3 separate regions of the Mus musculus genome follow, and regions 1 and 2 are each linked to region 3. The links are chromatin loops, found by intact Hi-C in ENCODE. Cell type or tissue: gastrocnemius. All regions are shown on one strand. Region 1 overlaps Zfp335 (zinc finger protein 335). Region 2 holds the start of Zfp335 (zinc finger protein 335). Region 3 holds the start of Neurl2 (neuralized E3 ubiquitin protein ligase 2).

Evidence for each region. Peaks named below come from ENCODE experiments on the same cell type or tissue, not always from the same donor. Only the 100,000 strongest peaks of a DNase experiment are listed, where the experiment ranks them.
Region 1: a loop joins it to region 3, with 2.1 times the contacts of the local background. A loop is called at or near these places in 9 of 42 quality-filtered maps.
Region 2: it touches region 3 in a loop (4-fold over the local background); 11 of 42 quality-filtered maps call a loop at or near these places.

Annotation. Positions count from the first base shown.
Region 1 is chr2:164,896,970-164,899,469 of GRCm38, forward strand. It overlaps Zfp335 (zinc finger protein 335), which reads right to left. Exons shown (of 28, transcript NM_199027.2): 15 at 2,288-2,500; 16 at 1,215-1,308; 17 at 1,020-1,114. Among named protein-coding and RNA genes, the nearest start is that of Gm46775, 7.1 kb to the left of the region's middle. In gastrocnemius, a CTCF peak has its summit at 1,232 (motif pointing left); no DNase peak of the experiment used is centred here.
Region 2 is chr2:164,909,968-164,912,467 of GRCm38, forward strand. Zfp335 (zinc finger protein 335) reads right to left here and starts at 1,783. Exons shown (of 28, transcript NM_199027.2): 1 at 1,550-1,783; 2 at 655-905. The coding sequence starts at 855. It overlaps Zfp335os (zinc finger protein 335, opposite strand), which reads left to right and starts at 1,466. Exons shown (of 2, transcript NR_166490.1): 1 at 1,466-1,783. In gastrocnemius, CTCF peaks have their summits at 1,378 (motif pointing left) and 1,949; DNase peaks (open chromatin) are centred at 1,321, 1,637 and 1,861; H3K4me3 peaks cover 2,500 bases; H3K27ac peaks cover 2,500 bases.
Region 3 is chr2:164,831,721-164,834,220 of GRCm38, forward strand. It overlaps Neurl2 (neuralized E3 ubiquitin protein ligase 2), which reads right to left and starts at 1,876. Exons shown (of 2, transcript NM_001082974.2): 1 at 979-1,876. The coding sequence starts at 1,720. Ctsa (cathepsin A) reads left to right here and starts at 2,053. Exons shown (of 15, transcript NM_008906.4): 1 at 2,053-2,130; 2 at 2,310-2,488. The coding sequence starts at 2,077. In gastrocnemius, CTCF peaks have their summits at 1,143 and 2,136; DNase peaks (open chromatin) are centred at 866, 1,129, 1,760 and 2,057; H3K4me3 peaks cover 2,014 bases; H3K27ac peaks cover 1,868 bases.

The sequences.
Region 1 (2,500 bases), 65 kb after region 3:
CACAGAACACTGAGAGGAAATTATCAATAATTACATGAGAGATAGGCATCTTTCATATTCAAAGATATGCTTTTGCAAAGCAGTAACAAACACCTAGCAACTTATAGAAAAGAGCAGGTGACAGACAGGTGATCCAGACTAAAGCTTCGGACAGATGTCCTGCTCTGTACTGCACGTAACAGAATTATAAAGTAGGACCCTAAACTATGCCTCCAGCCTTCTTGAGAAACACGGACACGACGTTCTGAAGAATGACACGAGCACACTGCACACAGTGGCCAGGCTGCGCATCACATCCTGCACAGCAGATCACTCAGGGGCAGAGCAGTGAGTCTATTCTTAAAGGAACATCTGGGGTTTGGCTGTGAAGATGGGTTTGGTTGCAGATATGGAAGAATAATGACAAATTGGGGAAGATGTATGGGATATGAGATGGTGCCGAGAGAGCTCTGGCCTTGCTACTGAACTAGACAAAGCCTTAGGAGTGTTCTAGCTGCAGGTTGTGTATAGAGGGAAGCTGCTTTAGCCCCTACAGGAGCTTCACAGGAATGGTAGACACTGAGAAACCATGCCAAGGAGAGCACAGGAGCCACACGGCAACACATGGCCCTCAGCACAGCAACTGTGAGGTGGTTTGAATGAGAATGGCCCCCATAGGCTTAGATATTTGAATGCTTCATCACCATCCTTCTGACTCTCTAAGGCTGGAGATCAGGATATAGTTCTCAGCTACCACTCAGTGCATGGAATTAGTCTCTGACATTGTAAGCAAGCTCTCAATCAAATGCTTTCTTTTCTAAGAGTTGATTTGGTTATGTTGTCTCTTCACAGCAACAGAAGAGTGCCTAAGACAAATGGTCACTAGAAACTAGAGAGTGCACTGGGAAAGACTGCCTACCTTGGCCCTATAGAGTCCGTTCCTTCAAGTTTAGGCTGATCTGTCCCTGGCAGGGTTGGAGTCACTTTGTTCCTTTACACCATGGTCAACAGAGGAGCGCGGGGAAGTCCCAGGTGCTTACCTGCAAGGCCGTGGCCCCCAGTTCTCGTTGGGCGCTCATATTCAACAGCAGATCCAAGGCTGTCTGAGTGGCCACTGCAGTGGACTCCTCGGCTCCTGGGTAGGGTGGAACCTGGGCTTGAAAACGGGCTGGACACTTGGCACCCAATGCCACCGGTCATGTTCCTACCCTAGCCCTGCCTTCTTCAAGGCTCACCTTGCTGGTAGATGATTGTGGTGCCACCTAGTGCATCAGGACAGAGTAGTGGGGGGGTCTCAGGTGACTGGAAAGGTGCTGGTTCTTGGGGGGCCTGAGGAGGAGAATGGGTCAAGTCTGAGAGGGGTAGCCAGAAGTGCATTTACCAAGTACATCCGATGTCGTCATTTCCTCCCAGTCCTTTGTTTATCTCACATACTATTCTGAAAGGTATCTACCAGCTTAGTGTCCAGTGGAATGGTGAGGCTCAGAAAGTGAAGGGCTGGAACCTGAACCTAAGACTGCCAACTCCAGTGCCCATGAACTGAGTGAGGTCATCTTTCCAGGGCCACTGGTTGCTCCCACAACAGAACACGAGCTGCTCACCCCAAAGTCTGCTTACCCCAAATCCAATCCATCCTCCTCTTTAATTTTAAAAGACATTTTATTTTGTGGGTATGTGGTATGTGTATGTGTACAGGCATATGACTGCCAGAGTGCACATATGGGTATCAGAGAACAACTTTGGGGAATCAGTGCTCCACTTCCACCATACAGGACCTGGGGATCCAAATCAGGCTTGGCAACAACACCCTACCTTGCCAAGCCACCTCACAAGCACCTTCCCCGTCTTTCCTGTCACCAGTATGTTTCGTTTCAGTAGGGAGGGCAGCATACCCTCCCTACTGAAACAGGACTACATTTTTCAGTCTGTCATTCATGATTCTGAAAAGGTGGCCGCTTAACTAAGCAGGACTTCCAGGCTTAAATGAGGACTGCATGGGTGGATGGCAGCAGGCACCTTTCTTATCATCTCCCGGCCATTCCTTTTGCTCTGGCCATGTTTCTTGCAGCTATGCCAGACCATGAGGGCAACCACAAAGACCAATGTCAGTTCCTTGAATACTGTGCAAAAATACTCGAGTTGGAGACACAGCTGTTCAGGACCACTGAGTTTTACAAGTGTTTCACATCTAAGAATAACCAGCTACTGCTGTAGTCTGTTGTCTAGACAAGTGCTGGAAAGCTACCCTCTTCTAACCAGGCTGGTGTCCACCACCTGTTACCACCGCGTGTACCGTGTCCCAGCCTACCTCGGGTCCTGGTGAGCTGAGGGGAGGGCCAGGGGCCGTGCTGTGTTGCTGCTTCAGCTCTTCTATCTGTTGTAGAGAGAAGAAGGGGCGGCGGCGGGACGGGGGCTCCTCAGGGTGGCGCCGTCCCCACTCCTCAAAGCTGTTGGCATGGCGGCATCTTACGTGGAGGCGCAGGTTCTTCTTGTGGCGAGTGCTGAAGTGGCAGTACTCACA
Region 2 (2,500 bases), 78 kb after region 3:
GACCTGGACCACACCTGTCCTGTCCCTAGCAGTAACCCTGTAATATAGCATAAGTTAGACCCCCAGGGTAGGCCCACTTCTGCTGACATAATGAAACCCTAAACTGCACACCCAGGGCCACTACTTCATATCTCCATCAAGTGGAGTCCAGATACAATCCCCATCTCGCAAAATTACTTATGAAGCTACCAGAGATGACTATGTTTCTAATTTTCACTTAACAGAGAAGATGAGGGCTAGAACCTGGGTAACCTGCTCAAATCACAAAGTAATGGGTCAGGAAAACATGGCTCAGTTTCCCCTTACAGCCTAGCACCCATAGAACCCGGCCCTCCCGTTCCATTTGACAGATGGGAAGACTAAGATAACTGAGATGGATCAACATTTGAACCGGGCTCATGGAGCCTGAGGGCTCTGGGTAAGACCATGGATAATTCTGGCTCTGTCGATAGCAAGCACGCTCTGCCTCAGTTTCCCTTTCTGAAGATTCTGGAAACAAGTGGTTTAAGTATGTCTCTTAGCCATGGGACTTGTCAAAACCGACCACAGCAGTTTGGCATGGCATGGCTTGGCGTCTGCCTCAAAAACAGTTATTTTCTACAAGTAGGCTTTGCTGACGGTCCCCCTGCCCACACCATCCACACTGATCCATACCACAGAGTGGTTGCCACCGTCCGAGCTCTGCCCGACGCCAGAGTCGTCAGCCTCCGTTAATCCTGGGACGGTCGCAGCGTCGCTGCTGTCCGCGGACACAGCTTCCGAGGTGCACACACCCAGGCCGCTCTCAGAAGGCTCCTCAGGCTGGCCGGGCCGAGGGGCCGCGTCGCTACTGCTCTCCACCTCGTTCTCCTCCATTGGTTCTGGGGACCGACTGACAGCGAAGCGCGGGGTTTGAGGCTTTCACTCTGCTGGGCGATACGACCATGGTTGCAACAAGTGGTCCACCTTTCGGGCCCGGCCAAGCAGAACCCACCCAGATGCACCGGTGTGCCCATTCTGCAGATGCAAAGACTGAGCATCGGACTAGATGGGACGGGGTTTCCTGGAAAGGGAACCTTCCAGAAAAGAATAGGGACGCCTGGCCTCTCAGGCTAGGACCCTTTGGGAAGAAGGGTGGTCCCGGTGGGTGATCACGGCTCCTTGCTCCTCCCAGAGGCATGAATCGACCCTGGGCGGACACAGCGGCCCGGCGCTCCGGCCCCCGTGTCCCCTCGGATGAGGAGCCGGTGGTACAGCCCGCAGGCCCCCGGGGTCAGTGGTTCACTCCCCCTCCCCGGACTCCCCTGCGGAGGGGGCTGACAGCGACGGTCGCGGGGCCTGGTGTCTCGGGGCTGTCCCCGGCGCTGCCTGAGCTCCAGGCCCGGCGCCATCTTGTGGCGGCGCTGGGTTTCCGCTCAGGCAAATGCGAGAGCGGCTAAAGGGCCTGGGACCCCGGGGCCCTGTTCGGACAGCCCCGCCGGCCCGGGAGTCCGCCACCCGGCAGCCTCGCGGCAGGGCCCCGGTGCACGGCAGTGTGCGGAGGGGCAGCCCGCCTCCGGCTGCCGCTAACCTGAGCCTCTGGCTGCTGTGTCGCTCTCCGACTCCGGCATCGACGAGGTCGCCATCCTCTCACCCCCGTCGCGGAGGAACCCATCGGCCGCCCTCGAACCGGAACTACTTCCGCCGCCGTCCCCCCGGGAGAGAGAGATCTGCGGGGTTTCAGAAGGCCTCTCGGAGGACTCAGAGCCGTCGTCGGGTCCAGGAGGACTCTAGAAGTCACATGCTGCCCGGTGTTAGGGCTGAGGTCAGCTGGGTACGGGGACTACTTTTTCGTGTGGCGGAGGGCTACACGGGAAGTGGCATGACGTCACGCAGGTCCCAGCCCGGACTCGCCGGACAAGGCGCGGCGGAGGCGCCCGGCTCTCGTGGGTGTGGCCCCCAGCGTCTAGCCACACCTCCAGGGGTCGCTTAGAGAACCGTCGCGACCTGGGATGGTTTAGAGGTGTCCAGAGGGGAGGGAACGTCAGTCATTTTCCTGGTTTTTCACCTGTAGCTTAAAGCTCCACTCGAGCCAGATCGGGTTCTCCCGGGTTGGGCTTGCTGTGCCGTAGTACAGATGGCAAAACCGAGGTTTGAGGACAGGAAAGGCTGGTCAGGAATCACAACTAAGGCGACTTGGGGGATCGGGTAATGGCAGAGGTCAGGGATGTTTGAAGAAGAGTTAATGCTTAGGCCACGGTGCACTTCGCAGCTGTATTTCTTACTAGGACTGGAGGGCCAGACACCCAGCTGTCCTCTGATCAGTGTAGGTGTGTTTAGAAGTTGGGGAATTAGCTCAGTGGCAAACACGAGGCCCTGCGTCCTATTCCTAGCATACACACGCGCTCATAGACGCGCATGCACGCACGCAGGCAGTGTTAGGTATTTTTAGAAGTCTACAGTCCTTGGGCCCAGTGTGGTGGTGGCTCATGCTTTTAATCTAGCACTCCGGAGAGGCAGGCTAACCTCACTTGACTTACAT
Region 3 (2,500 bases):
AAACAAACAAAACAAAACAAAAAGAAAGAATTTCTCAACCTGGAGTTTGTGACAGCTCCAAACCCACATGTCCAAATCTCAGAACATTTTTCTAAGGAAAACACACAACACATAGCTGAATGTGGTTAAAGGTGGCGGCTCATGGCTAATCCCAACCATCCCCACAGGCTGAGGCAGAAAAGACTGTAAAAAGTCCATCCGGAGCCTACCTGGGCTACTTACTGAAATCCAGAGCAGCCTTGTCTCCAGAGTAAATTAGTCTCAGAAAACCAAAAATAAATAAACGCACAAAATTCTCAACAAGTCTCTGGCCTAAAATCAGTTTTAGAATCCCTGTCTTCCGGGCTGGGGCGTGCATGAGAACCTGACTTGGTTTCCAGGACAAAATTTAAAAACCACAGACTTGGGCTAGAGTGATGGCTCACTGTTAAGAGCACTGACTGCTCTTCTAGAGGTTCTGAGTTCAACTCCCAGCAACCACGTGGTTACAACCATTTGTAATGGGATCTAGTGCCCTCTTCTGATGTGTCTCAAGACAGCAACAATGTATTCCTATACATAAAATAAATATTTTTTTTTTCTGAGACAGGGTTTCTCTGTATAGCCCTGGCTGTCCTGGAACTCGCTTTGTAGACCAGGCTGGCCTCGAACTCAGAAATCCGCCTGCCTCTGCCTCCCGAGTGCTGGGATCAAAGGCGTGTGCCACCACACCCGGCAATAAATATTTTTTTAAAAGCCCACATCCACATCGTCCAAACCAAAAGGAACCTGCAGGGTGTCTCAGTCAACTAGGGGAGATGAATATACCAGGCGGGCCCACAGCCAAGGTGTGATGTGCGTAAAATCACAAGCTGGTGCCCAAGGCAGACCGTGCATCTTCAAAACTAGTTGCAAGGCCTTATTAGCTGGCTGTGGGGTCCTAGCAGGTGTCCGTCCCTACACTGAACCAGAAGGTCACTCCAGGGGTGGGATACCTACAGCCATACTCCAGCTGGACCAGACGCACGCTCTTGGTGGAAGCAAACACATCTACCACAGCGTAGAGGGGCTGAGCAGCTGGCAGCCCCCGGGCGCTAGGGCCCATGTCCTCCCCGTTGATGATGATGTGCATGTCGGCGGTCCCATCCTCACGGGGGCAGAAGAGAACACCCAAGCGGCTTCGGCGCGCTGTAGGAGGCAGCACGTTTTGTTCATAGAGCTGATCTAAGAGGTGGCTATAAAGCCCTGGCCGGCTGCGGCCCACCAGACGGTCCCGGGGAATTCGGAACTGCTCGATGCGCAGATAGGGTTCAACCAGTAGGGCTTGGGGACCACTGGGGACCGCTGCCTCCGCTTCTGGTTGACCTTCCCGGGGCACACGGTTGTGGTGGCGTGTGATAGCGAAGACCCAACTGTGGCCAAGGCTGACCAAGTCAGGCAGTGAAAACTCGGGTACAGCGGCCAGACTGGCGGGATCCAGAGCGGTCAGGCCAAGACGTAAGTGCCCGCACCAGCCCAGCTCTTTTTCCTCAATTTCCACTAGAAATACCTGGCCGGGGGCCAGGGGCTCACGACTGAAGCACACACCGTGGGCGAAACTCTCCACGCGTGTGGCTCGCGTTCCTGAGGGGTCCATGCGGATGTTGGCTCCATGCACTTGGTGGAAGCGGGTGGGAGGGGGCTCTGGGCGCGCAGGGCTCCGTGGGCCACCCAGTCCTACGTGTTCGGAGGGAGCAGCCATCTCCAAGCCGTGCAACAGGGCAGCTCATGCCAAGGGCTATTTTGGGCAGCGGGCTCAGATTGTGACCGCGGGGGCGGGGTGGATGAACCATGTAAGGCATTTCCCCCTTCTCTAACTTCCCCCAGCTCTGCCTGGGGGTCCTAGCGCCGCTTTCTCGCTTGTCACCAGTAAGGGGTCCCCAGGAGCCTGGGGAACCCTTCTGTCAACACCAAGATCACCTGATCTCTGGCACCCTGACTAATAACCTTCAGGGCCACGCACTTTGACCACTCCCGACCCTCAGGCCCACAGATTAAAAAAGTGAACAATGAGCAAACTGTCACGTGATGCAGATGCTCACGTGACCAGAGCTACACATGACTTCCAGTCCAAAGGCGCCTCCTGGAGAGCAAGGACGCAAGGAAGCAGAGGTACGGAGATGCCCAAACTGGTGGGCAGCGAAGGTGGCTCTGTGGCCCGGAGTTGGATCCGAGCGGGGGCTTCTCCCGGAGATGTGCGCCATCGTCTCCCCAGGAACTGCTGCACCGAAGCGCAAGGGATCTGGGGGGACTGGTAAACAAACATCCTCCACCGATGCTTCCTCCTGCAGATGCCCGGAACCGCGCTGTCTCCACTGCTCTTGTTGCTGCTCCTGTCCTGGGCGTCCCGGAACGAAGCAGCTCCGGACCAGGATGAAATCGATTGTCTCCCCGGCCTGGCCAAGCAGCCCTCTTTCCGGCAATACTCCGGCTACCTCAGAGCATCGGACTCCAAGCACTTCCACTACTGGTGCTTGGCTTG